Regions from separate parts of the Mus musculus genome. Here region 1 is linked to region 2. Evidence: chromatin contacts called from ENCODE Hi-C or POLR2A ChIA-PET data. All regions are on one chromosome and are shown on one strand. Each heading gives the region's core, a stretch centred on a gene start or an enhancer-like site at or near the end of the contact. The rest is flanking DNA. Distances are from core to core; before and after follow the strand shown.

What was found. Hi-C counts contacts between places; a loop is a spot of excess contacts on that map. ChIA-PET counts read pairs that join two places held with the same protein, here RNA polymerase II (POLR2A).
Region 1: a map of heart shows a loop between it and region 2 (4-fold over the local background). The contact joins the promoter of Serbp1 here to the enhancer-like site in region 2. A Hi-C loop is called at or near these places in 10 of 37 maps with a recorded cell type or tissue (T-helper 2 cell, gastrocnemius, heart and 1 more). POLR2A ChIA-PET finds 5 or more read pairs at or near these places in 3 of 5 experiments (all embryonic stem cell).

Annotation. Positions count from the first base shown.
Region 1 is chr6:67,264,150-67,270,493 of GRCm38, reverse strand. Serbp1 (serpine1 mRNA binding protein 1) reads right to left here and starts at 3,515. Exons shown (of 8, transcript NM_001113565.1): 1 at 3,085-3,515. The coding sequence starts at 3,397.
Region 2 is chr6:67,225,187-67,231,300 of GRCm38, reverse strand. No RefSeq gene overlaps it. Among named protein-coding and RNA genes, the nearest start is that of Serbp1, 39 kb to the left of the region's middle. Within about 2 kb of position 2,485, at least 1 of the 3 ENCODE cell types and tissues checked has a DNase peak (open chromatin) inside an H3K27ac peak, as active enhancers do; it is heart, where a contact is called at or near this core.

The sequences.
Region 1 (6,344 bases), core at 2,266-4,765, 38 kb before region 2:
TACAAAGAGACCATGTGCCAAACTCAATCCAAACAAGCAAAGCTATTTAATCAGAAAAAAAAAAAAAAAAAAACCTTCCACAGACCCAAAACATTCACAGTCCAAGTATGTGTACACATTCCCAAGTTTTTAATATTATCATGTAACCAGTAGGAAGTACTTCATTATTAGTATGGATAGAAAGCCTTTTTCTAGGTCTGCTCTTGCAAGTATTTGTTTTCAAAGCATCTTCACAAATCAGACACTCTAAGACCTTCTTTTAGCAATTACATGCTCAGGGGGCTGCAAATGTAGCTCATTACCAGGGTGTCAGTAACATGCACAGCCCTGAATTGTCACAGAACCCTCTCAAAAAAAGGAAAATAGAAAACTTATGGCACTAAGTGGTATTTAAAGCATTAACTAATTTTCCTGCCTTTATTTCTCCTGATAACTTACGAAACTCACAAAAAAAGAACCAATTTAAATTGAATTATTGGTAGTCTAAAGGACAAGTTGATAGTTAAATGCATGCCTAACATTTCAGACATGCTCTAATTTCCAAGCCATAGGTGTTGATAGTCAAAAAAACAAAATCAGCTGAGAAATTGTTTTTGTAAAATATTTAAACATGTGACTAATTCTAAGAAAATGGAACACCATCAGGATATATTCATTTGTTCAGATATCTTTAACTATAGTCATACAGTAAAGGTGAAATTCCTTAATATTTAAGCTCAGTCTCTGTAAATTCTCAGGGCAAGCCTTAAATGTAGCCCTTATGCCGTGGCATTTACATAAATTTCATCAGAGGTATAGTGTATTGGGGTGGAGCTATAGAACCAGCTCAGAACTTGTAATGATAACCAAGCTAAACACACCCAAGGAACAATGGCTTGCTTCCCCACCCAATATTCAGTATGAGGCCTACATAATCAGAAAAAAACTTACTAAACTCATCAAGTGGTTGGGAGTGTAGCTCAGTGAGAGCTACTTTCACTTAGTTTGCAAAATGCTGGGTTCGGCCACTTTTACCACAAAATATAAATTCATCTACTGAAAAAAAATTTTTTAAAAAGCATACAAGGTTCTTTTACTGTACTTACCAGATACATGAGTTTCTTAACTGCACTAATATCCAGAGTTGCTTTTCTTTTTTTGCTAAACACAAAAAACCTGGTCTACTTTTAATGACATTTTGCCAATTCAAGTTCTTCAAATAGACAAATGCATCAAAATTTATGTAGAAAAACATTACATTCCAGCATTGTGTTCCCGAGACACAGGACACACCATAGGTTAACAATTGTTTCCACTCTTACAGATAGGTACTTTGTTTACAAGTCTACCAACCACCACCACACAGCACTAACTGGAAGTTTTATTCAAAATTTCCCCATATGTATATATAACCTTATTTAAAATCAACTCTGGTTTTAAAGAGTGATCTAAGGGTTTGAGATGTGTAATGCAAAATTTTCCCCAGCAAGGACAAGGTTCTAAGTTCAATACCCAGTACAACCCATGGAAGACTTGGACGTAACTAAAAAAAAGGTTGACTACTATTGTGAAAAAGTTTTCTGAAGTAAATGACAAACGTAATCCTGGCTATAAATAAAAATGTCCTCCATTGATGACTTATGCTAGTTTACAGGCAAGATCATAAATTGGCTTTGTGATGAAAATTGAATAATTTAAAATCATGCTTCATGTTTTGACCATTTTTTGAGTTCATCTATGTGATGTGTTTTATTTACTCAACTTATTCATGTACTTCTGTGAATTACAGTCATAAAGGAGGTAAATTTTAGTAGTTTAAATAACACTATCTAGTGTCCCTAACACAGAAATTAAATGTCTTATTCAACTATGTAATGTCAAGAAGCTTAATCCGCTCAGTACTTCTGCCCAAGTGATGTTTTCTAACACTCCAGACTATGCTTCCAAATATATTAATAGAACTCTTCCCTTTTATAAATCTACTAGGAACTGGATGTTTTACTCTAAGCCTTCATTGAAAGACACCACCACCCCCAAAAAACTTCAAACCTAACACAATCTAATGAGAAACAATTCCTTTCATGAGCACGTGGCATTGAGAGGCACTTTAACATAATACCAATTTTAAAGATTCACAGGTTATTCTATATGTACTCGCTATTGATTTTTCACTTTTTTAGCCCCTAATTGCTTTGCCTTTTCATCCACAATAAGCCAGTAATGGAGAAGAATGCTAAAATCAAAACAACTATGAAACTTCTAGTGCCCTTGAAGAGACCATTAGCCGCCAATGAAGACCCGACCACGCTTTACGCACGTGCGGAGGAAAAGCTGCAGCCTGAGTTCTGCTGCCGGGACATGACAGGCTGGGCACTCATTTCGCCCACGAGGCCCAGAACAAGCAAAGCCCTATGACCTGGGGGCTCCAGGGAGTTAGTTGGAAGAAGAGATGGAGACATGAGATGGGTTCCACTAATGACCAGTTTTTTATTCGGAACTCCCTCTAAAATGAGTGGGGCTAAATTCTTCTCCTCTCCAACACTTTAGTTCTCGCCAGTAAGTTACAGGAACTTCTTCTAACGTAAGAGCGAAAGGGCACAACACAAAACACACACGTGGGACCCAAACAGCAACTCCTCCCTCCCTCCACTCTAACAGGGACCCCCAAACGGAGACGCAGCCCAAGTGGAAACTCTGAGCCCGGGCCTTTCCTTGAGGGTCCGCGCCATTGTGGGACAAGATGGCAGGGCAGGAGCCCACAGCAGGCAGCGGCAGCCAGGAGCCCGCCGGGCAGGAAGCAATGCCCGCGCTGCTTCCCGAGCGCCTAGAGCCAGGAGGCTAGCGCCCGGCAGGAATCGGCGGGAACGCCCGGGCCGCCCTCTCGGAGCACGCTCCGTCCGCCCGAGGCGGGAAGGAAGGCTCCCGCCGAGCCTGCGAGCGAGCAAGCGACCGAGAGAGCGGCGTGGACTTGGGACCAGCCACGTTCCCCGCACCGTGAAGGGGCTCCGAGGGCTCTGCGGCCCCGCCGCCTGCACGAGCAAGCGGCGGCGCACGCCCCCGTCCTGCCCGCCAGCCCGGGCTCCCCACCGCCTCGCCCGGCTTTACCTTCTTTCTTAAGCGCCACCGGCGGCTGCGTCTCCTCCTTTTTGTCGGCCACGCCGACGCTGGGGGGCAGCGGGTTCTTGCGGTCTTTCTGGGACTCTTTACGCAACTGTTTGCCCGCCGCGTTGGAGTTGGTCTGGGCCGCGGCCTGAGCCGCGCTCTTGGCCCCGGGGCCCCCAACGCCGCCCCCGCCGGCTTCTTTTTTCTTGTTCTCTGCTGCCTTCAGTACCTCGAAAGGGTCCGATTCGTCGTCAAATAGCTGGTCGAATCGGTTGGTGACCACGCAGCCGAAGCCTTCCTGTAGGTGCCCAGGCATGATGGTGGCTCGGCGGCGCGTTCCTCCACGGATTGCAGCGGACCGCGCCGAGCCAAAAGCGCCTGCTTCAGCTCTTCCCACAAGATGGCCGGGCCGAGAGAGGGGGGCCGCCTTCTCTTCCGGCGCCAAGCACACATCCGGGAGCGGCCTGCGCCGCACGGCACCATGGGGCCTGTAGGCCACAACTGATTAGCCCGGGATGGCTGTCTACTCCTGAACTTCAACTCCCAGCGTGCACTGCGCAGCAACTCTTCGCGCGCGCCTGAGAGGCGGGATCTCAAGGAAAGTGTGCAGCGTGCTCGCTGAAGGTGGGGAAGCGAGTACGGGGCGGAGTTCTGCCACCTGCTCTTGTCACCCTTAAACTCTCGGTCTTTAGATACCTCTGAGAACAGGAAAACGTGAGGGCGTCTTCTGCTCACGAAAGTGTTCTCTGTCTTTGGTTTCACTCATTCTGTCTCCGGCCAGGACTTTCCCCACCTTTCTGGGAGGGTCAAGGTGACTCCCAGACCTAGTAACTGGAGCCTCAAAAACTTCCGGGGGGTGGGGGGTGCCACAGTAGCCTCCGGTAGGTTGCGACCGCACGGCTGCTCGTCCCTGACTGTTGGATTTCTAGAGCTGTCCCTCCACCCTTCGTAACGAATCAAGGCAATTCGGTTTAATGTGGAACGGAGTTCCAGGGTTGAATCTGCGTGGCAGAAGGAATCCAAAAGAGGAGTTGAACTAATTGGGTTGCGCGCCTTTTCCGGTCATTGCAACCATGCTTTAAGAGCTGTTAAGTCCTGACTGCACAACTGCACGCTCGGCCATCCTCTAAAACAGTGTTTGTGGAAACGCTTTCTAGAATCAACGCGATAAATTGATCTGTCGGTATCTGGTCAGCGGTGTTAGTAAAATGTGCTCCAGAGCCTGGGGTGGTGGCGCATGCCTTTAATCTGAACACTTAGGAGGCAGAGTTCAAGGCTAACCAGGTCTACAGAGCAAGTTCCAGGACCGCAGGGATTTCATAAGAAAAAACCCTGTCTCCAGCTCCCCAAATGTGCTCAAGAGGAAATGTTTTATAGTACATTGGGTATTATGTGTGAAGGGAGGAAACTAATTTCGTAATTATATGCTAACTCTGACATTAGTTGGGAACCTTAAATCCCACTAAGACAATCCAGTGCCAATACACACTATAATTTTAAATCTTTTCCATTGATACATTATGTAATAGAAAACATACCTCAGGCAGCAGGTGCTACGAATGTTTCATCCTCACATCCTTTTAGATAAATAACTATCCCTTTCTCACAGGGATGAAACTGTCAGAATTGATAAAACTTACTAAGGTCACACTTAAGTGCTAGTGGCAATCTTCTAGCTGCACTATGAGACTGTTGACATCAATTCTGTAAACCAAGTTCTGTCCTGATAGAAATTACAACAAGTGCTGAAATTCCAATAACTAATCAAGTTTAAACAACCCTTTGAATCCGTCTCCTGGATCAACAGAATGAAAGGCAAAATGGGATTCCCATAGTAGTTTTCTGATCTCTACACTCATACTGTGGTACATTCACACTCAAACACACATAAATAAATAACAGATAAAAGTGTTTTTTTTTAATGTCTAAAGAATGTCTGCTACTATCAGTAAGAACATTTATAGGATAATCCTCACAGTAAGAGCAGAGGAGACTCTCCAGCTCTTACTCAAATCAAGGCTCCACAGCATTTCATGACCCACATTACATTCTTGTACGTATACTCATGCAACATGACAGTTTTTATGTATAGCAAGCACGCTTCTCTTGAGAATATTCTATCAGTAAATGTGGAAACTATCCAAGTACCTTGACTAAATACACAGCTGATGTGTCTGATACTGGCCTACTAGGAAACCTCAAAAGCGCTTGCTCCTTTGATGCTGGTACTCAGTTTTCAGCCATGTTCAAATCTTGCTCTCACACATTTCTCTGTGCGTACATGTGGCCACACACGTGAAGGCAGAGGCTGATGCTAGGAGTTCTCCTCATTCACTTCCTCACGTTACTTTTTTGAGATAAGATCCCCCACTGAACCTAGAGCTCACTGGTTGGCACGAGCGGCTGGCTAGCAAACTCCAGAAGTTCTCTGTAGTCCTCCATTTCAGTGCTAGAGTAACAGATGCACACATTTTTATCTGGGTGCTGGTGATTGAATCCAGGTCCTCATGCTTTCAAGGCAAGCACTTTACTGACAGCCATGTCTCCAGCTATGCTCACACATTTCTTAACAATCTCAATCCCCTGTTATGGTAACTATAATTAATAACTAACAACAGTTCTGTTAGCATTCACTATGTTCTGGACACTGTGCTAAGTATGTTATATGCCTCACTTTCTTAAATTCTAAGAATAACTTGAAATAGTACTACTACCTCCCACATTTTTTAGTTTGTTTGATTTTTTACTATTATTCACTTTACATGTGCAGGTGTTTTGCCCTGCATGTATGTCTATGCACCACCTGTGTTCCTGTGTCTGTGAAGGCCAGAAGACAGCATTGGATCCCCTGGTATTGGAGTTACCAAAGTTTGTGATCCTTCATGTAGTTGCTATGAATTGAACTTATACACACCCCTCCTCTGGAAGAGAGGCACACGCTGCTAACTGTAGAGCCATCCCTCCAACCCCTCTGATCATTTACACTGAGAGACACTGAGTTTAAGTACTCTGACAAATTCGTACTGACTAAAGTCAAAACAGTAATAAATAGATTTATTTATTTTATTACATGTGCATTAATGTTTTCCTGCACGTGTGCATGTGCACCACAGAGGCTAGAAGAAGGCAGTGGAACCCTTAGAACTGGAATTACAGATGGTTGTGAGCCAACATGTGTGTGCTAGGAACTGAATCCTGTCGTTTTGGAAGACAAAAAGTACTCTGAACTGCTGAGCCATCTCTACAAACCTGAATAGTCTGGT
Region 2 (6,114 bases), core at 1,236-3,735:
TGAGGTGTGTGTGTGTGTGTGTGTGTGTGTGTGTGTGTGTTGGCTTTGGTAAGTTTAGTCCATTTGTGCCTGATCTTTTCTTGGTGTATTTATAACTCAGGATATGAGATGCCAGTGTGGGGGAAAAATTTGATGATGATATGCAAGTGATGTCACTCTGGTATAATTTTGAGATTCTCAGCCAACTTGCCTTGCTTTTTCATGACTGCCTCCTCAGAACAGTTAACACTGTCTTCATTTAGCTCCTGAGAGAGAGAGAGAGAGAGAGAGAGAGAGAGAGAGAGAGAGAGAGAGAACTTGGGATCCCTGGGGTTACCCTGTGTGTGTGTGTGTGTGTGTGTGTGTGTGTGTGTCTGTCTGTCTGTCTGTCTGTCTGTCTGTCTAATAAGGAAACATACTTACAAATGTTAGGTATGGAAACCAGTCTTTTATTTATTATTATTATTTTATTGTCATTATTAGTATATCACACTATAGCCAGGTGTGGTGGCACACGCCTTCAATCCAAGCACTCGGGAGGCAGAGGCAGGCGGATTTCTGAGTTGGAGGCCAGCCTGGTCTACAGAGTGAGTTCCAGGACAACCAGGGCTACACAGAAAAACCCTGTCAAAACAAAATGAAACAAAACAAAACAAAACAAAAAAAAGAAACTTGTCTCTTTTCCCTTTTTTTCTCTTAATCTTCCCTCATTCTATCCTTCGGATGATGGTGAGAAAATTTAAACTTTGGTGTGTAATTAAGCCAGTATTAAAAATCTAAAATGTCAAATTAAACTGAAATAAAATAACTATAGGGCAGCAAGCACTAAGAGAGCGTTTTGCTTTTCACCCATAATCATTACAAAGCAAGAAAAGTGCAGACACCTCAATCATTAGCCCATCAAAACCTCGCAGGAGGCACAATCCCGGTAAATCAGGATCTCCAGGGAGCCTAGCCTGTAAAGCAGCAGCAATTACCTTGCTTCTCTGAAGTCAGCCCGACTGGAGGCTGAGTGCTGCCCTAGCCTCACTCCAGGTGTGGAAGAACCGGTGTTATTATCGCTACTTAAGTGCAGACTGTCAGATTCTGCGCTAAGAACGAAGAAAACCAGTGGGACTTGTCAGTCAGGTGCCCAACTAAAGTTTCCCAGGTTATGCGCATAGCAGTGAGGAAAGCAACAGCAGTAGTAAACAGTGCCAAGGGAGAATGGATCAAAAGTTTGACTGGAGTGTGGTGTGGTGATGCAGGCTTGCAGTATAGCTACTTGAAGGTTACCCTGAACTACCCAGGGGAGTCCTGTTTCAAAACTCAAAGCGCAAAACAAAACAAAACAAAACAAATCTGTCTTTCCTTGGTCTTAAGGCTTAGGCACCTCCCCATCACCCACCCCCTCGCACCCTGCACCTTCCCCGCACCCCCCCCCCCCACACACATATAATTATCGTATTTGTTTGCTCTGTATGTGTGTATGTGTTTCCAGGGTGCAAGTATGGAGAAGACAACAACCTACAGGAGTTAGTTCTCTCCTTCTACCACGTGGAGCGTGGGCGTTGACTGCTGGTCTTTAGGCATTGGGGCAAGTCAGTCTATTTGAATTTTCGTAGCTGCTGAGATGCTAAAGTGGAAGTTTGGGATTTGGGAGGCTATCTTAGGGCCGTGGAGCATTTGTAACTGTGGCTTCTAGAGTGGCAGTATTTGGCACTAGTCACTATCACGCTCAGCCGATCTTTCCCAGTTCTGTGCTTCAGCCTACTCTTGAATTATTCTATGAGAACTCTCTCACCCAGGCTGAAAGATCAGTGTTCATTTCCTTCCTCTTCCTCTTCTGATAACCTATTGATTTTGCCTAGGAGACTTATCATGGCTGAGTCTCCAGTCTTACTATCAACACCCTACCCATAAGTCATTTCACCAAACCTCCAAGCTGGGGAAAAAAAAAAAAAGTGAAAACAAAACATTTTTAAAGTCATTAAAAATTTTACCTTGGAGCAAGAACCTGAGACATTTTTTTAAAAATCAATTTTTATCTGTACATTTATATAGTCTGTGACACTCTTAACTAGTCTGAACTACTTTTGTGATCTCAAACACTTTTTAAACGAACCTAGGAGCAGGGTGTGTCCTTCTAAGAGGAGTATTTGATGTGATGGAACGAGGGTGGGGCTGAAGCGTTTGGGAATAAATACATTTTCACATGCGACATAATCCAGAACCAAACTCATTCCCTACGGGGCTGAAGTGGCAGGACTGGCTTCTATAAATAGACAGGCGAGCTCGGTCTGGACTCTTGTACAATATCATCTGACAGACTGGACGGATAAAACGAGCCGGGAGAGAACTAAGCAGGGGAGAGGAGAAGAAAGAGAGGAAACTGTCCAGCGAGTCAGAAGACCCCGCGGTGTGAGACGCTTGTAGCTAGGCTGTCTTTTCCAGGTTTCACAGTACGGGCTTGCAGAAGAGCCAGCAGGGCTTTCTGGCTCTCTCCGAGTCACACGTCACAGGTGCTATTTACAGAGCTGCCCCAGGGGTCCAGCTCCACGGGGCGCTTTTTGATGTGCTCTATTAAGGCTAGACAATTTCTAAGACAGCCAACAGCTGCTACCAGTTTTTAAAGGGAAAGGCTAACGCAGCAGAAGAGAATCACACAGACTCCTGGGAGTAAAAGCTTTTTCATCACCTTGCGCTGGCTTCTGGCTGGGAGCTACCACAATGACTTCTTAGCAGCTTTTCATGAGCCCAGTGCCCAAAGGTTGAGAGGTCTTGAGTGACAGTCTCTGAGCTGTGCCTCAGTCATTGCTTGGTTCATCTTCTATGCAATTAGTGTTTGTGGGGACTCTGCGATTAGGCCACAGGCTTGTGTTTGCTTCCGTGGTCAAATGAGTTGCTGAGGTATGGAGAAGTTTCTAGAAGCCTTACGCAATTGTGTTTTCATTAATGAGTACCTGCTTCATCAAAAGCACGCGGATTATATTTAGAATGAGCAAGGAACTAAGAAAACAAGACACAATAAATACCTGTTGAAGGACTAGTGGAACATGGTGTTTAAAAGCAAACGCTTTTGACCTCCGTGGGGTTCAAGCTAAGTGTAGCTTAATGACCTTTGTCAAGTTCAAGCTTTCTAAGTAAGAACAGTTGGTTTCTAGTTTAATCACTGAACATACAATTCATTTAACTTCTCTAAGTCTTGTTTTTTCTCAACTATAAAACGAGATAATTATACATGCCTTGTCTACAAAGTTGTCAGTAGGATCAAATGAGATAATGTCATAAAAGCCCTTTATAAATTAGAACATACTATATAAATGCAAACTATTATTATGCTTAATTCTAGTGACTAGTGAATAATAAACTGGTGGAACCAATAATCCTATTGTCCCCGACAAGTTCCACCCACTCTACCTTCTAGGCACCTCCACCTACTTCTTTCTCTGCCTTTCGTGAAAGATGGGGAAGAGAACACCACAGACATTTCCCTAGTTAAGTTTCCCAATCACAGATCTATGAAGATGTAACTAAAAGAAAAAAAAATATGTAGTTTAAGATTACAATTGCTGGGGCTGGTGAGATGGCTCAGTGGGTAAGAGCACCCGACTGCTCTTCTGAAGGTCCGGAGTTCAAATCCCAGCAACCACATGGTGGCTCACAACCATCCGTAATGTGATCTGACTCCCTCTTCTGGAGTGTCTGAAGACAGCTACAGTGTACTTACATTAAATAAATAAATAAATAAATAAATAAATCTGTTTGTTTTAAAAAAAAAAAAAAGATTACAATTGCTTAGTTTTATTGCTGGGGTTTGAACCCAGGGCCTTATACATGCTGGAGGAGCACTCTGCCACGGCCCAGACAACTCTGTCTCCCCTCCTTCCCGACAAATTTCGTCAGCCTCTTTGGTGGTGATGCGTATGATCTGTACTGAGAAGGGACTGAAGGCAAAAGGTAAAGTCACAAACACGGAGCTACCAGGGAGTAGCTTCGGGGCTTCTCTCAGACCCTCCTTCTGTCTCCTGTAGCTCTCTGCTCAGGCTGATCCAGAGGTCCTTTAAGAAAGAAGTAAAAGGTACTTAGGGAGGCTAGATGGAATTTGAACTTAGATTATAACAAATTATAACTTATAATAAATAATAACTATAAAATAAATAAATATATATATATGTGGTGTAGAGCTAAATTTTGGTCAAGTTCATTAGTTCAAGTCTCAGTTTCTTCACCTTTAAAATGGAACGTAATCTATTTTATAGGCTGTTGTAAGACATAAAAGAAACTTCTCTGCCATCATTATTCATAATGCAACAAATGTTGCTTCTAATTAGAGGTAGAACAGGTAATGTAGATTCATCCAGATTGAAAGCCAGAGATAAAGTCCCAGTGATCCAAAGTGTAGAATTAGAGCGGTTCCCTAGCCTTCCTCACCCAGGGCAAGCAAGTTCTGCTACTGCTCAGAAGACGTTAGACTGAGGTGGCTGGTGTTTATTTTATTGATCACATTTATTTATTTTGTGTATTGTGGACATATGTATGCCACAGTAAATATGTGGAGATCAGAGGAAAACTCAGAGGAGTTGGTCCTTTCCTCTTACCATATGAATCCCAGGGATTGCACATGGGCTGTCGGGCTGCGTGGCAAGCACCTCTCTACCTGCTCAGCCATCTCAATGGTCCTTGAGTTAGTTCTTAAATATCCCCATTCTCGGATGATTTAGACTTGCATCCTTTAAAATAGCTCAGACGTCAATCACACAACTCCCAGTATGTTTAGGAAACTCTAAACCGGAACTTGGAATTTAAAGTGGCTTTCTGCATCTGAGTCCAAAGTACCCAGTTCCCTCAGTGCATACCAGGTTGGTTTCACTAGATTGATAGCGACAGGAATAACATGGGCCAGCAGCAGGTGTTCCTACTGGCTGGAGATTTGAAGAGGACTAGCCAGGACAAGTCAGCTCAGCATGCAGTGGAATTGCCTTTGGTGGTTTAGGGCTGCCTAGCTGAGAGAATAACTTGAGTTCCTGTGACACACTTGCCTCTTCTCACTCCCCACTCACTTCTGAGTAACTTCACACATTCTCAACCTTTCCAGCAGATCCCCAAATCTCTGTCCTCAATCTAGGGGTTTCTCCTAAGTCTAAGTTATTATCTGTGGTCTTCTGGTGTCATTTGGATGTCCCACGGGTACCACAAGCTCACCAGCTCCCAGGCTGATGTTCTCACCCATATATCCACAGACTGGCCTCTACCCAGTGTTTGATGCCTTCCACCCAGAGATCTCTATCTTAGTGAGCGAGGCATCCTCCACCCAGCTGTTTTAACAGCAGGTGGTTTTTGACATCTTCCTCCCACAGCCAGTCTCTCATCAAGCCCAAGCATTTCTACCTGCTAAACATCTCTGGAATTCACCTTCTCTTCACCCCTGTTTCTATTAGCTCAACTTCAGGCTGTGGTTATCTCTTGCCTGAATTATTATTGTAAGAGCCTCTAAACTGGTTGTCTTATACACAGCCCCAGTACCAATCCATTGTCCACAAGAGGAATGGTTTGATGCATACAAGTCTAATCCGGTCATCCTTTCCTTGAAAAGAAAATGTTTTGTTTCCAAGTGCTCAGAGAAGAAAATGTAAGGTCCTCTAAGACCCCTGTGATCTGTTGAGGTGACTCCCTCAGCATCACTTCTCCTTGACCCTTTTTGTTTTACCGATGGTCTGATTCAACCTTGGGTACACATTAAGGTCACCTGGAGAGTATTTAGACCGTCCTCAAGGCTAGGCTGTGTTGAAGATGAATAAAGCTGTCTGCCCACTCATCTTTTATTCTTTGCACACATTGTTGTCTTTACTGAAACATTTTCTTCCTCATGTTTTCTCTTCTCGCTGCATAGATGTCACACTCGTCCTTCATCCCTCAACTGGGGTATTATGTTGTCCTCACTCTCTCAAGCTTGGCGCTTTGTCCTGAAATGAATTTAAACTTTCTCAAGTAAAAATTTCCCCACAGTTGGGTTTTGAGATGTGTCTGAAGAGAGTGAAGGCCAGGGTCTCACCATTTAATGTGGATGAATCACAGAACCAGAGACAGACTCTGTGGGTAGCATCTTGGCTTGTGCCCACACTGCCTCTCTTCCTTCAGGGCACCAGAATTGGA